2 separate regions of the Homo sapiens genome follow, and region 1 is linked to region 2. A link is an interaction called in ENCODE POLR2A ChIA-PET data of the cell type or tissue named here. Cell type or tissue: OCI-LY7. All regions are shown on one strand. Links, peaks and the distances in the headings refer to the core of each region. The heading gives the core; the rest is flanking DNA. Region 1 overlaps CRYBA4 (crystallin beta A4). Region 2 overlaps TFIP11 (tuftelin interacting protein 11).

What was found. Peaks named below come from ENCODE experiments on the same cell type or tissue, not always from the same donor. Only the 100,000 strongest peaks of a DNase experiment are listed, where the experiment ranks them.
Region 1: POLR2A ChIA-PET joins it to region 2 with 6 read pairs; 6 of 35 experiments call an interaction of 5 or more read pairs at or near these places.

What each region holds. Positions count from the first base shown.
Region 1 is chr22:26,623,811-26,632,335 of GRCh38, reverse strand. It overlaps CRYBA4 (crystallin beta A4), which reads right to left. Exons shown (of 6, transcript NM_001886.3): 4 at 6,714-6,855; 5 at 3,906-4,048; 6 at 1,667-1,996. The coding sequence ends at 1,849. Among named protein-coding and RNA genes, the nearest start is that of CRYBA4, 6.1 kb to the right of the region's middle. In OCI-LY7, for the core only: no CTCF peak of the experiment used is centred there; a DNase peak (open chromatin) is centred at 3,407.
Region 2 is chr22:26,497,649-26,505,761 of GRCh38, reverse strand. It overlaps TFIP11 (tuftelin interacting protein 11), which reads left to right. Exons shown (of 15, transcript NM_012143.4): 7 at 1,969-2,096; 8 at 3,710-3,862; 9 at 6,131-6,658; 10 at 6,787-6,893. Among named protein-coding and RNA genes, the nearest start is that of TFIP11, 11 kb to the left of the region's middle. RefSeq lists a silencer at 2,654-2,723. In OCI-LY7, for the core only: CTCF peaks have their summits at 2,659 (motif pointing left) and 4,495; a DNase peak (open chromatin) is centred at 2,591; H3K27ac peaks cover 2,110 bases.

The DNA of each region.
Region 1 (8,525 bases), core at 253-8,252, 130 kb before region 2:
TAACTGATGACATTCCACCATTGTGATTTGTTCCTGCCCCACCCTAACTGATCAATGTACTTTGTAATCTCCCCCACCCTTAAGAAGGTACTTTGTAGTCTCCCCCACCCTTAAGAAGGTTCTTTGTAATTCTCCCCACCCTTGAGAAAGTACTTTGTGAGATCCACCCCTGCCCACCAGAGAACAACCCCCTTTGACTGTAATTTTCCATTACCTTCCCAAATCCTATAAAATGGCCCCACCCCTATCTCCCTTCGCTGACTCTCTTTTTGGACTCAGCCCGCCTGCACCCAGGTGAAATAAACAGCCATATTGCTCACACAAAGCCTGTTTGGTGGTCTCTTCACACGGACGCGCGTGAAAAGAAGTTTTGCTAGGGGAGAGAACTGACTCTCCATGCGTGGCTTTGAAAACCACAAGCTAGGAACAATTTATCAAGAAGACATAGCAATCATAAATATATGTACACCTAACAACAGAGCATCACAATTCCTGAAGGAAAAAAAAAATCAGGAAGCAAAAATAGACAAAACTAAGGTAAGAAACAGATAAATCCAAATAATCAATGATTCTTTCTATGTAATTCACTAAAATTGATTTTTTAAAAACAAGCTGCGGTGAACTATGATTGTGCCATTATACTCCTGCCTGGGTGACAGAATGAGATCCTGTCTCAAAAAAAAAAAAAAAAATCAGCAAGGGTATAGAAAAATCGCATCAACACTGTTAACAAATTTGATCTGACATTTACAGAACACTGTACCCAATAACTGCAGAATATAAATAGTTTTCAAGTGTACTACCAAGCCTTTCAAAGATAGACCATGTGGCCAGGAGCAGTGGCTCAGGCCTGTAATCCTGGCACTTTGGTAGGCTGAGGCAGGCAGATGTCCTGAGCTCAGGAGTTCAAGACAAGCTTGGGCAACATGGCGAACGCTGTCACTACCAAATACAAAAATTACCAGGTGTGGTGGCACACACCTGTAATCTCAGCTGCTTGTGGGGCTAAGGCAGAATTGCTTGAACCTGGGAGGTCGAGGCTGCAGTGAGACAAGATTGCACCACTGCACTCCAGCCTGGGTGACGAGTGAAACCTTGACTCATTAAAAACAAAACAAACAAACAAACAAAAAATAAAATTAAAATACAAAAACCATGTGCTGGGCCATAAAATAAGTCTTAATTCATTGCAGAAGACTTAAATCTTAAGGAATATGTTCTCCGACCACATTGGTCTTTAAAAACACACCAATAACAATAAACACCTAGAAAATCCTAAAGTATTTGGAATTTAAATAACATCCCTTTAAATAGCCCATAGGTCAAAAGAAAAAAAAAAAACCACAAGTGAAACTAGAAAATATCAAACTGAATGACAATGAAAACACATCAAATTAATATTTGTGGGAAGCAGCTAAAGCCATACTTGGAGGGAAATTTATAGCTAAATGACCGTACTGGGTGGGGGAAAGAGAGGCCTAAAATTAATGACCCAGAAGTCTGCCTTAAAAAAAAGCTAGAAAAACTAAGAACAAAGTAGGCCTGAAGTAAATAGAAGAAAGGAAATACTGAAGTTAAGAGTAAAAATCAGTGGAATAATGATAGAGAAAACAAGGCTAAAAACCGGTTCTTTGAAAAGATTAATAAAATTGAAAAGCACAACTAATACCAGACTTTCTCTTTTTTATTCGTTTGAGTTTTTTGTGCTGACTGTGCACGGACCAGTTCACATGGGTGCTGGGTTCACACAGGTTACAGGGGGAGGCAGAAGGAGAGAACACACCACAGCCTCCAGAGCGCCTCCATTGCAGATAAGCACGCATGCGCTCCTCCGTGCCGCACCCCTGTTCACTGCTGGATCCTGCGGATGCTCTGCACCTGGAAGGTCGGGGCATGAGAGCCCCACTCCCGGAAATGTTTGTAGTCACCGGAATGGTGATCGCATTCCAGCACATACTGAAATCCTCGGTAGCCCGGAAACTGGGAGCAAACCCAGCTGGAAAAGAGAAAAGGCAGACAGTTACTCTACAGAGACACCAGCATGGTGATCAACACAGGGGCAAAGGGATCTATGCACACGCACACAATTCCAGCCATCCTGGCCTTTCTTCAGTGCTCACAATGTGCCATGCTCTCTCCCCTACCACAGGGCCTTTGATCATGCCATTCCCTTTGCCAGAAGCACCATCCCAGCCTTTCTTTTCCTAGACAAGTTGTATTTGTCCTTCATGGCTCATCTTAATTATGAGGGCAATCTGACTCGTTCCCCAAATCAGGCCACAGTCCCTTATTATACCTTTGTAGCACTCATGTAATTCGATAGTTTTCAAATTATTTGTAAAATATCAGCCTCCCCTGCCAGCAGGCAAGCTCCTGAGTGTAGGAACGTGTATGTTTTGTTCATCGTTATCACCACCTGCATAAATATATAAAAGTCTAGCAAGGAAGAAGGGGTTCCTAAATATTTGCTGAATAAGTGAACAAGTGAAGGAATGGGAAGTCTTGTTCTTTCCCCTTTCTCCCTCCTTCCTTATCCAGAGGCACTTCCAAGAAAAAAAGCTATCATTTCAATTCATTGATTTTTTTTTTTTTTTTTTTTTTGAGACAGAGTCTCACTCTGTTGCCCAGACTGGAGTGCCGTGGCATGACCTCGGCTCACTGCAACCTCTGCCTCCTGGGTTCAAGTAATTCTGCCTCATCCGAGTGGCTGGGACTAGAGGCATAGCCACGACACCCAGCTAATTTTTTGTATTTTTAGTAGAGACGGGCTTTCACCATGTTGGCCAGGCTGGTCTCGAACTCCTGACCTCAGGTGATCCGCCCACCTCAGCCTCCCAAAGGGCTGGGATTACAGGCGTGAGCCACCGTGTCTGGCCCAACTCATTGATTTCTACTCTGTTCAGGACAAGGATTGGTGTCTGGTTTTCCAAGCCTCCATTTCCCTTTCTGTAAAAGAGGAAGTGAACTCAAGAATCACAAGGGGTCCCTCTTACTCTAAAACAACATGATTCTTTGGTGGTTCCTGAGAAAACTAAAGCCAAAAAAAGAAAAAAAAAAAAGATGAAAAACCCTACCTCCCATCTTTGCCCCCTGCCTACCAGGAGCCAAGGGGCACCTCAGAAAGTGGTTCTGATGTCCTCCCTAAATAAGAATCTCACACCTTAGCCTTCACCTGCCACCTCCTGGGTGGAAAGGAAAGGGCCAGTCAGTGCTGAGTTTGAAGCTGGATTGTTACCTACCTGCTGATGGACTTTGAGCAGGTTGCTGGAGCCACACCTGTGTTTTATGGCTAGGGGCATTCATTCTCCCCTCTTCTAGCCAAAGAGCCTGTGGCCTCTCACTCTCAGCCAAGGTGAGAAAATGAGGCTGAATCTAGCAATGGACCACATGACCAAACCTAGCCAATCAGAACACCCCATTCCTATGGGCATGATGATTGGTTCAGAGTTGAGCACAGGACCCAGCTGGACCAATGAGCACCTTTCTTGGAACCTTTAATAGAATCACTGAGCCTGGACACTGTCTTTCCCTAGGGCTGGATGTAACGATGAAGCCGCCACCTTTGCCTTCACACAGGAAGAGCTTGTCTAAGAATATAGTCACACAGAGGCAGGCAGGGCAACAGGTTGGGGGTTGTGGGGGGAGAGAGATACCTGCTGTAGTACCTGGATCCAGCTATGCTTGAAGCTAATTACAGGGGCTGATAAATATCTTCTGGGCTCAAACCAGTTTGATCTGGGTTTCAGTCCCTCAAATTCTGCCTGATACCTCCCTGTGCCTCAGTGTTCTCCTCTGGAATGTGGGCATCAGAGCACAAAAGTCCCCAGCACACAGTTTTCACAGGAGGTACACCTACCCCTCCCAGTAGCCCCTCCCCTGCCAGGTAGAGCCTTGAATACACTTACGCCCCAGAGTGGACGTGGAAGGACCCTACTTCATTGCCTTCCCATCCCATGGCCTGGAGGGAAGGATAGTCATCGCTCAGCTCTCCTTTCTTGCCCAGGAAGTTCTCTTGCTCGAAGATTGTCAGCCTCGAGTCACGGTGGTTCTACAGGAACAGGGAACACAGTCAGACCAGCAGGCTCCCAGTTGGAAACCCAGGAGCCTCTCCTGGCCTCCACACTCCCTGCCCTTGTCTCCCAAATCAGCCTTCCTTGCAAACCTTTTGGAAGGGCAATAAGGCAACAGGTACCAGAAACCTTGCCATTTGCCCTTCCAGAAATTTCCACAAAGAAAATAATCATGGAATAAATAGGCTGCAAGAATGTTCATCATAACAGTTTTTTCAAAAACAAACAAACAAAAAAAGGAGTCAACTTTTATGTCCAAAATTGGGGATCCAGTGGTAAGCTGAGGCATTACACTGTGGTTAAGAAAAAGGGTGTAGAGGCCCGGCGCGGTGGCTCACGCCTATAATCCCAGCATTTTGGGAGGCCGAGGAGGGTGGATCACCTGAGGTCAGGAGTTCAAGACCAGCCCGACGAACATGGTGAAACCCTGTCTCTACTAAATACAAAAAATTAGCCAAGCGTGGTGGCACATGCCTGTAATCTCAGCTACTTGGGAGACTGAGGCAGGAGAATCGCTTGAACCTGGGAGGCAGAGGTTGCAGTGAGCCGAGATTGTGGCATTGCACTCCAGCCTGGACAACAAAAGCAAAAACTCCATCAAAAGAAAGAAAGAAAGAAAGAGAGAGAGAGAAGGAAGGAAGGAAGGAGAGAGAGAGAAAGAGAAAGAAAGAAAGAGAAAAAGAAAGAAAAAGAAAGACAGAGAATGAAAGAAGGAAAGAAAGAAAGAAAAGGAAAGAAAGAGAAAGAAAGAAAGAAAGAAAGAAAGAAAGAAAGAAAAGGAAAGAAAGAGAAAGAAAGAAAGAAAGAAAAAGAAAGAAGGAAAGAAAGAAAGAAAGAAAAAGAAAGAAAGAAAGAAAGAAAGAAAGAAAGAAAGAAAGAAAGAAAGAAAGAAAGAAAGAAAGAAAGGAGGGAGGGAGGGAGGGAGGGAGGGGAAAGGAAAAGAAAAGAAAAGAAAAAAGAAGGAAAGAAAGGAGGTGTAGAGATATCATCTCAAATCCTTCCTGCTAGGAGGCAGCTGCCACTTACCAACTGACTGAGGTTAGACAGGATTTCTGAGCCTCTGTTCCTGTATCTATAAAATGAAACTAACCCTACCCATTTTTCAGGGTTCTTTTGAGGACTAAATGAAATCAGGAGTTGCAAACTGCTGGGAATGAGGGATTGTTTCTGTTGCAGCCCGCCACGGGTCCCTATATTAGCACAATATCTAGACTGTTTGCAGAATAAATGAACAAATGGACTTATTCACAAAACAGAATACTAGGGAGCTATGAAAAACGATGGAAGTGAGATTTAATCACCTGGACTGATGATTGCGACACATTTGCTCAGTGAGAAAAGCTAGTTTCCAAGCCTTAGATTCATTATGATTCCAATTTTATGACAAAATTATGTGTGCAATATAGATAAGATATATAGATTATACAGATATAGATGTAGATGTTGATTTGGATGTGTATATACATAGAGACACAAATGTATAGGTTGAACATCCCTAACCTAAAAATCCGAAATCCAAAATGCTCCAAAATCTAAAACTTTTTGAGTGACGACATGACACTCAAAGAATGCTCACTGCAGTATTTCAGATTTTGGATTTTTGGATTCAGGCTGCTCAACTGTAAGTATTACAAATATTGCAAAATCTGGGGAAAATATTCAAAATCCAAAACACTTCTGGTCCCAAGCATTTCAGGTAAGGGATACTCAACCCTGACCATAGCAGGATTTTCCTTCAGAATTTTGGATGGTAAATATGGTGACTTATGTCATTTTAAATCAATAAGAATTGAAAAATAAAACACACTTTGTTGTTTTTGTGTTTGTTTGTTTGTTTTTGTTTTTTTGTTTTGTTTTGTTTTGAGACAGAGTCTTGCTCTGGCGCCCAGGCTGGAATGCAGTGGTGCGATCTTGGCTCACTGCAACCTCTGTCTCCCGGGTTCAAGTGATTCTCCTGCCTCAGCCTCCTGAGTAGCTGGGACTACAGGCATGTGCCACCACACTCAACTAATTTTTTTGTATTTTCAGTAGAGACAGGGTTTCACCATGTTGGCCAAGCTGATCTTGAACTCCTGGCCTCAAGTGATCTACCCGCCTTGGCCTCCCAAAGTGCTGGGATTACAGGTGTGAGCCACCATGCCCAGCCTAAAATACACCTTTCTGAGCCTCAATGTTTTCATTGGTGAGATGGGAATAATAATGCCCACCTCCACCCACACTCCAAAAACAGCAGTAAAATGTAAGATCAGGAGCACTGATGCTGAATTAGGAGCAAGAAATGAAACCTTTCCTCTCCACTTGGCCCTACCATCCCTGGTACCCAGATTCTCTCAGGGTCCCTGAATCACAAAAAAAAAAGGGCACAAAACTGGCAGGGGCTCCTATCACAACCAGGGTTGCTGTGAGCAGAGAGTTTAAGGCAGGCTCTGGTCAGATGTTATACGTTCTTCTTCCCAAGAACATTGGTACTATTGCCCCATTTCAAGATGAAGAAACCGAGGCTTGGAGAGGAAAGAGACTGAACAGCCCTTGTCACACAGCTTGAAGTGGCGACATGAGAATTTCAACTCTGGAACCTTTGATTCCGAAGTGCCCACATGAGGGGCTTGGGCCTCCCCGGGATGCAGCAGTGGTAGAACTTACAGCACAGGCCGCAGGCCGGAAGGAGGTGAGCCTCTCGGCGGGGTAGGCCGTGTTGCCGCCCCAGGCATCCCAGCTTGGATATTCGCCTCGTTCCAGAATGTACTGCTGCCCTTGGAAGCCAGCATGCTCAAAGCCCACCCACCTGCAGACAGAGGGTAGAGTGTGCAGGAGGTAAGCGTCCCCCTCACCCTGCATTCTAGACCAGCAATTGGGTCTAGAACGGTCACAGTCACAACCATTCAGGGGTGACTGTGCCCCCAGGAAACACTTGACGATGGCTGGAGACATTTTTGGTTGTCACGACTAGGGGAGGGACTGCGAAGGCCATCTATCGGGTAGAGGCCAGGGATACCACTAAACATCCCATAATGCACAGGCCAGCCTTCCCTGCAAAGGATGATCCAGCCCGAAACATCAGTAGCGCCAGAGTTGAGGAACCCAGCTCTAGACCTCACTTGCTGTGTGTCCCATAGGTAGGGAAACTGCTTCACACAGGTGCCCTGACAACCTTGCTCCTCCGTCCGTGTCCACAGAGGCCAAGGAGGCAAAGCTGATCACAGACTGATCTCACCTTGGTGGAATTCCCCGTGATCCTGCCAGGGTGTGGGAGACGGGCAGTCTTGCAAGGAGCGACCGCATGGCCATCTCTCATTTTCCTCCCTCTCTTGTGGGAGGCTGCCACGAGGCAGCCCCTCATCTGCCTCTCTGGCCACTCTGAGATGTGGGGCTTTCCACCTCGCCTCCCCACAGGCGACAGCAGCAAGCTATCGTTGAAGCATGGAAGCAGCTCTTCAGCCACGGGGTTCCTACCATTCCTAATGCCTGTCATTCAGCCCCCTTTGTTTTGGTGTCGTCCAGTAGGACAAGGGACACAGGAGGCTGCACCTTGCCTTTACTGTCTGTATAAGTAATAAACTGTCTGAATCTATCCAAGCTCATTGTCTGCTTACTGGCTGAGTCTGTCAGCCTGCTGGACATACCCCTAGAAAGCCTCTGTTCCCATCTGACCCCCATTCCCCACCTGCACAAATCAGAAGCTAAAAGAGTATTTACTAAAGCATGAGATGTGCAAAAATCACCCAAGATGACCTCAGGTGGCACTCACAGGTGTAGCATTAAGTGACTCCAAATCTCCTATCTACTTTCCAAACTTCTACAACCTTCTATCCAATATGGTAGCTACTGGCCACATCTCCTGTCTATCTACTTTCCAACTTTCTAGAACCTTCTATCCAATATGGTAGCTACTGGCCACATTGCCTTTCTAGCTACTTTCCAACCTTCTAGAACCTTCTATCCAATATGGAAGCTACTGGCCACATCTCCTTTCGATCTACTTTCCAAACTTCTAGAACTTTTATCCAGTATGGTAGCTACTGGCCACACCTCCTTTCTATTTACTTTCCTGCCTTCTAGAAACTTCTATCCAATATGGTAGCTACTGGCCACATCTTTCCAACTACTTTCCAAACTTCTAGAGCCTTCTATCCAATATGGTAGCTACTGGCCACATCTCCTTTCTACCTGCTTTCCAACCTTCTAGAACCTTCTATCTAATATGGTAGCCACTGGCCATATGTAGCTAATTAAATTTAAACTTAAATAAATTAAGATTAAACAAGATTCAGTTCTCTACTCATGCTGGCTACCTTTCAAATCCTCAATGGTCACATCTGGCCAGTGGCTCTGAAATGGATGGTGTAGATGTAGAACATCTCCATCATTGCAGACAGGTCCACTGAATGACACTGGTCTAGAAAGTCTTGGTGTGTTATTAGTGTGTCCTTAACACCTCTCTGTGTCTCACTAATC
Region 2 (8,113 bases), core at 1-8,000:
GCAACAGAGCGAGACTCCATCCCTGAATAAATAAATAAATAAATAAATAAATAAATAAATAAATAGAATAAATAAAAACAAAAATGAATTAGTTGCTAATATTTAAAAAACAGACAATTTCACCTAAAATTCTAGATTTTGCCTGGCAGTAGTTAGTTGAGGCAAGTGAGAACTGCTCCTGGGACGATGGACATGGCCTTCTCTTGGAGGCAGTCTCCATTACCCCCTGTTGTCTTCCACCCCAACCCACAGGAACTTTTCTTGGTCCCAGAGTCATTTGAGTTTGCCATCCCTACTCACAAGGGTTTTAATTTTGTGGAAATAACCCTATTTGTCCTTCAGGAATATCAGTAAAACATCGTGCATAGTTTTTGTAATAGCTAGAGCCATATGGCTATAAAACTGGCTGAGCAAATCCTGCATTGGTTACTTCCATCTTCCTCTAGTAGCCCAGTCTCCTCCTGTCTTCTCATGGCCAGCCCCATTGAGACACAGCCCCTGTCACACTCTTACCTTCTTGAGACCAAAGCCTCTCAAACCAAACAGTTGGATTCTTCCTACAGGAACATTTCCCCCTCTTCTTGAGCTATTTCCTATGCATGATTGCCAAGTAGATATAATCAAATGTATCCTACATATTCAAATTCCAGTCTCTAAATAATAATAATAACATTATTATTTTTTGAGACAGAATTTCACTCTTGTCACCCAGACTGGAGTGCAGTGGCACGATCTCAACTCATCTGCAACTTCCACCTCCTGGGTTCAAGTGATTCTCCTGCCTCAGCCTCCCGAGTAGCAGGGATTACAGGCACCCGCCACCACGCCCAGCTAATTTTTGTATTTTTGGTAGAGACAGGGTTTTACTGTGTTGGCCAGGCTGGTCTCGAACTCCTGACCTCAAGTGATCCATCCTCCTCGGCCTCCCAAAGTGCTGGGATTATAGGTGTGAGCCACTGCGCCTGGCCTCTAAATAATTATTAAAGTGAAATCCAGGTTATGTGTTGAAAACATTAGGTACATGAAAAATACATGAACTTGAGTAAAGATACACTGAATGAGAATGAGGGGACAGTTTTTTTGCTTTTTTTTGATACAAAGTCTCACTCTGTTACCTAGGGTAGAGTGCAATGGCATGGCATGATCATAGCTCACTGCAGCCTCAACCTCCTGGGCTCAACCCTGCCAAGTAGCTGGGACCACAGGCACACTCTGCTGTGCCTGGCTAATTTTTTCTTTTTTTGTAGATGGGGTCTTACTATGTTGCCCAGGCTGGTTCAAGACCTTGGCCTCCCAAAGTGCTAGGATTACAAGCATAGCCACCACATCTGGCCCAGGGATAGCTCTTATTTAAGACTTCAGTGGAACTAAATGGAAGGGGGGCAGGGATGGAAAATTTGGAGTCAGGGGAACGTCTTCATTGAAATGTTGTGGTCCTATTCGTAAACTCTTTTATGAGAAAAACAACGTTTATTTCCAGGGCTTAAACTTGTTATAAAAAAGTTAAACACAGGAGATAGGAACTCCTAAGTAAAATATGTGAGGAGTCTTATATTAAATTGCAGCTTCACTTCAGTCAGAATCAGTATAGTATTGGAATTATTGCATTTTCCCTAATAGAGGCTCCCAAAGAAGTGAAGCATAGAATTTAGTGTGCTGGAGTTCTCAGTTATAAATGTAGTGTTCTGTTTTCTTCCTGTCCACTAAACAATCCAAGTGGAAATGGAAATCTATTTGGGATATAAATAAACTAGTCAGCAGACTGTTCTGTGGTAGCATAAATGCTCATAAGTTTCAAATCACAAGGGACAAGAGTAGTGTTCTGAGGGCAGAGAATAGCTCTCCTTCCTGAGTAGCATGTTATTTTGTGGAAGGAGCAAGAAACTGTCATTTCACTGAGTGGCTGATTCACATACATGAATTGCTGTGATCGTAAGACTCTCTTTTTTTTTTGCTGAAATTCCTCAGGTATCATTAACCCAATTGAAGCCAAGCAGAGAAAGGGAAAAGGTGCTGTGGGGGCTTATGGATCCGAGCGCACCACTCAGTCCATGCAAGACTTCCCTGTGGTTGACTCAGAGGAAGAAGCTGAAGAGGTAACTGGAAGTCAGGAGACATGGGTGGATGGTGTCCTGTCCATTTCTAATGGCTGTTCATTTATCCCTTCATTCTGTTAGTCCTCAGATGTTTATTGTACATGTACCGTATGCCAGGTACTGGGCTGAAGGCTAGGTGCACCATGATGAGAGGGCTAGGGTGGACAGAGAGTAAACAAGCAGCTGTGGTGTGGAAGTGGCAGTTGAAATGGCAGAAGGTGCCAGGAGCTGCCTAGACAGAAAATAAGGCTGGGGGTTGGGAGGTGGTGTTGACCTACTTTTATAAATAGGCTGGTCAGGGAAACCTTTTGGGAAAGGAAACATTTCAGTTGAGACTTGGCAGAAGGGTGAGCTGACAAGCCAGAGGACACTGAGAGGCTCTGAGCTTGGTGGTTAAGAAACCATAAAGGAAGCCCTTGCGGTGGGAGGGCGGTACACAAAGCAGAGGGGAAGGAAGTGCATTCAGAGGGGTGGGTGGTCCACAAGACAGCCATGACAGCCATTTTTAGGTGCTCAGGTTTCATCCCAAGTGCAGCAGGGAGCCATCTGCTGGCAGCTGTGTGTCCCTTTTCCCCAGTGATAGAAAGGGCCAGCTCTCTTGATTGAAGTATTACTCTTTTCCTGTTTGAATTTATGGGGGAAAGCAGGATGCTGCAAAGAGACATGTTACTCTTCATGTCACTGACCTTTTCATGAAAGAGTTATTTGATAAATGTGGGATTGACCACTGTGAGTCAGGTGTTCTCAGAAGCCTACAGGTGCCAGGCACACCACAGAAGCAAGTAAGATGAGCCAGGTGCTAGACAATAAAGAGTGGTGGGGACTGTGGCACAGAGGTGAGGCTGTAGTCTGTCTAGAAGGTAAATCTTTATTCAGCTCTAGGTGATTGTTGCTTATGAGGATGTGGGCTCAGTATTGCCTGATCCTCTGATTTTCCCAAAGTAGCCAGATGTCTAGATACTTTTAGAGAAAAAATGACAAGTCTTAACCAGTATGAGAAAAACATAGTGACAACCCCAAAACCAACTTCTGTGGGCTGGACTTTACTACCGTCACACTAAGAAAGTTTACAAATTTGTGTTCGTAAACAGGCCGTATTCAGAGCCGTCCTGGGCTGCGGGTTGGACAAGCTTGCCTTAGCTCCTCCTCTAGAAAGGTTTTGCAGACCCTGATTGTAAGAGACACCTTTGCTTTGAGAGTTAGGGCCTGCTTATTTATCTTCATTTTAAAGTTAGAAACAAGGTTTTGTGTGCTTAAAAAATCCTTTACATTGCATTTCTAAGTTTTACATGAGGTACATTTAAAAGTAGTATAGTGCCTGCCCATAGTAGATGCTCAATAAATGTTGTTTCGTTTATCTTTATTTTTGTTTCTCCCTCCCATCTGGTGTACCTGCCTTCTGAACCTCATTATTTGTAAGAGGGCGAATGGGGTCAAGGAGTATCATTAGATAGTTTTGGTGTCTTGCAGGTGCATCCTTTCCTTCCTTCATATAGAGCTTGTAAATAAATCTAAGACAGTGAATGGTGACATCTGCTAATGGTCTCAGCTACCTCACCTGTGGTAAAAAGTGGTTGTTCCTTGCTGCATCTGACTGTATTCTTCTGGTTCAGGAGTTTCAGAAGGAGCTGAGCCAGTGGAGGAAAGACCCAAGTGGAAGCAAGAAGAAGCCCAAATACTCTTACAAGACCGTGGAAGAGTTGAAGGCCAAGGGCAGGATTAGCAAGAAGCTCACTGCTCCCCAGAAGGAACTTTCTCAAGTCAAGGTACAGGGGCCCTTGGACACCTGGTACAGGATCCACACCCCAGAAATAATCACTGAACATGTTCGAGGGTTTTTTGGATCTTTTAGCTAGGCTTTTTTTTTTTTTTTTTTTTTTGGTACCTTGCTTTTCTCACTTATTTATAGGAGTGTAATGAATAGGAACATGCTCACATAGTATTAATATCATGTTCCTATTCATTACACTCCCATATTTAGTAATAGTTACCAAGTTCCTTCTCTGCTAGGCACTCTTCACGGCACTACACTGGTAAACCAAATGATGTTCCTGTGTTTCTGGAGCTTACATCAGTGAATTTAATAACATTCTTGTTATTAAAAACTCAGTGCAAAGTGTTTATAATGAGCACGTAATTCCAGAGAGTGGCTGTGCTGTATTATTTGATCCTACCTCCGTTGTTAGACATTTAGCTTTTATCTGGTTTAGTTTGGGTTTTTGGCTGGTTAGTTTGTATATAAAACTTTGTCTTTGTTTCAGACATTTTTTAAGGATAGACATGTACATGTGCAATCACCATGTTGAATACAAAAGTACTTAAGGCATTTAAATACTCAGAAGGTTGTATTAACTCTCTCTGACCAGGAGGGCAGGAGAGAGTCCCCAGGGCTCCTTAGCCAGCATTGAGTATTTTCTTTTTTTAAGATAGATTAAATTTTCAGCCACTGTTACGTCCATGTAGTGTATTAAGTTTTCCATTACTTGGCTGGGGATGGTGGCTCACGCCTGTAATCCCAGCACTTTGGGAGGCCTAGGCGGGCAGATCACAAGGTCAGGAGATCGAGACCGTCCTGTAACATGGTGAAACCCCGTCTCTACTAAAAATACAAAAAATTAGCCGGATGTGATGGTGGGCGCCTGTAGTCCCAGCTACTCGGGAGGCTGAGGCAGGAGAATGGCATTTACTCAGGAGGCGGAGCTTGCAGTGAGCGGAAATCGTGCCACTGCACTCCAGCCTGGGGGACAGAGCGAGACTCCGTCTCAAAAAAAAAAAAAAAAAAAAAAAGTTTTCCGTTACTTTTCCAAGTAGTCAAAGAACAGTGGTGACAGTTGCCTGTTGTCATTTGCTGTAGGATATGTAGTGTGTCATAGACCTCAAAGAAAGCCTTTAGTGGGGTTCTCAAACGTGCTGTTATCTGGACGACCTGATAAGAAATAAGAGTGTCTAGGTGCCTCCCAGGAATTGAGTCTAGACTGAACCTCAGGACTCTTTTTTTTTTTTTCCTCCAGTGAGTCTAAAGCTGGTGGTTCATGGATCACACTCTTACTTAAAAAGTGGTGATGAATCATTCTGTTTCAGAAGTGTAGTCCGTATTCACATTTCCTGTTTTCCTAAAATATTGGAATTAGCTCATTGTCTAGGTTGCCTTTGTTCAGTTAGCCTTTTGTATATTTTATTTTGTTTTAAAATTAAAAGGCTGGGCGCAGTGGCTCATGCCTGTAATCCCAGCATTTTGGGAGGCTGAGGCAGGCGGATCACAAGGTCAGGAGATTGAGACCTTCCTGGCTAACACAGTGAAACCCCATCCCTACTAAAAATACAAAAAATTAGCCAAGTGTAGTGACGGGCGCCTGTAGTCCCAGCTACTTGGGAGGCTGAGGCAGGAGAATGGCTTAAACCCAGGAGGCGGAGCTTGCAGTGAGCTGAGATCGTGCCACTGCATTCCAGCCTGGGCAACAGAGCGAGATTCTGTCTCAAAATAAATAAATAAATTAAATTTAAAAAAACTTTGTTATTACACAGCAGTGTGTAGTACATTTTAGAAAATTAGGAAATAGGCAAAAATGTAGAAAATATTTTCCATCCTTCCAAGATTACCAAATGTTAACATCTTGTTATACATCCTAGATCTTTTTCTATGCTTATGTGCATTTTTTAAATCAAAATGTGATATTCTGATTGTATGTTACCTTCTTTGATCAGTACAGCTTCTACCTTTCCATTAAAATAAATTTTCACATCTACTAATACTCAGTCCCTATTTAAATTTCATGTTTCCCTAAAAAGTCTTCTCCATCTGGCTTGTTCACAGTGATCCAACCTAGAACTGCTTGCTGCATCTGATTTTGTCCCTGGAGTCTCCTTTAGGCTAGGACAGTATGGTTCCCACTTTACAACACTGCCCTTCTCCAGCTCTGTTGAATAATGTGGTTTCTACACACTTCCCCTGTCATGGGGCCTTCCCCTGGGCTTAGCTGTGTGTTTAACAGGGCTGCAGCGGTGTTAACCTTCATCCCTCTATGTTTTCCAAGGTCATAGACATGACAGGCCGGGAGCAGAAGGTCTACTACAGCTACAGTCAGATCAGCCACAAGCACAACGTTCCCGATGATGGGCTGCCGCTACAGTCCCAACAGCTGCCACAGTCTGGCAAAGAGGCCAAGGCCCCCGGCTTCGCGCTGCCCGAGCTGGAGCACAACCTGCAGCTGCTCATCGACCTCACGGAGCAGGAGATCATCCAGAATGACCGGCAGCTACAGTATGAGCGGGACATGGTGGTCAACCTCTTCCACGAGCTGGAGAAGATGACCGAGGTCCTGGACCACGAGGAGCGGGTCATCTCGAACCTCAGCAAGGTCCTGGAGATGGTGGAGGAGTGCGAGCGGCGGATGCAGCCCGACTGCAGCAACCCCCTCACCCTGGACGAGTGTGCCCGCATCTTCGAAACCCTGCAGGACAAGTACTATGAGGAGTACAGGATGTCCGACCGTGTGGACCTTGCTGTGGCCATCGTCTATCCACTCATGAAGGAGTACTTCAAGGAGTGGGATCCCCTCAAAGTGAGTTGCTGGGAAAATCAACCTATCCCTGCCTCTCGGTTGGGCTTACCCTTGCTTGATGAGTTGGTTCAATGGGCAGGGAGGGCTGGAGAGCCCGCTGCCCCTCAACTGCTCACCTTTCTCCTCAGGACTGCACTTATGGCACCGAGATCATCTCTAAGTGGAAAAGCCTCCTAGAGAATGACCAGCTCTTGTCCCATGGCGGACAGGACCTCTCAGCAGATGCCTTTCACAGGTACACCACAGAGCAGGGCTCTGTACCCCAGCTCCTTTCTCCTGGGGGGTTGGGAAGGATTGCTGAAGGTGGGGGAAGGCAGCAGTGCTGGCCTTGATTAATTCTCTGCTCATGCTGACAGTGCTTTAGGAATTTAAATTCATTTGGCTATGAATTTTTTTTTTTTAATTTTTTTGAAATGTTTTATTTCCATAGGGTTTGGGGAACAGGTAGTATTTGGTTACATGAGTAAGTTCTTTAGTGGTGATTTGTGAGATTTTGGTGTACCCATCTCCTGAGAAGTATACATTGAATCCAATTTGTAGTCTTTTTTTTTTTTTTTTTTTTGAGATGGAGTCTCACTCTGTCACCAGGCTGGAGTGCAGTGGCGTGATCGCAGCTCACTGCAACCGCCAACTGCCTGGTTCAAGCGATTCTCCTGCCTCAGCCTCCCAAGTAGCTGGGATCACAGGCACACGCCACCACGCCCAGCTAATTTTTGTATTTTTAGTAGAGACAGGGTTTCACCATGTTGGCCAGAATGATCTCAATCTCCTGACCTCGTGATCCACCCGCCTTGGCCTCCAAAAAAATGCTGGGATTCCAGGCGTGAGCCACCGTGCCTGGTTCAATTTGTAGTCTTTTATCCCTCACCCCCTTCCCATCCTTTCCCCGAGTCCCCAAAGTCCATTGTGTCATTCTTATGCCTTTGCATCCTCATAACTTAGCTTCCACTTATAAGTGAGAACATAAGATGTTTGGTTTTCCATTCTTGAGTTACTTCACTTAGAATAATAGTCTCCAATTCCAACCAACTTGCTGCGAATGCCATTATTTCATTCCTTTTTATGGCTGAGTCATATTCCATTATATTTATACCACAGTTTCTTTATCCACTTGTTGATTGGTGGGCATTTGGGTTGGTTCCACATATTTGCAACTGCGAATTGTGCTGCTGTAAATTTGTGTGAGCAAGTATCTTTCTCGTATATGACTTTTTTTTTTTTTTTTTTTTGAGATGAAGTCTTGCTTTGTCGCCAGGCTGGAGTGCAGTGGCACGATCTCGGCTCACTGCAACCTCTGCCTCCCGGGTTCAAGCGATTCTCCTGCCTCAGCCTCTCGAGTAGCTGGGACTACAGGCGCTCGCCACCATGCCCAGCTAATTTTTGTATTTTTAGTAGAGACAGGGTTTCACCATGTTGGCCAGGATGGTCTCGATCTCTTGACCTCGTGATCCGCCT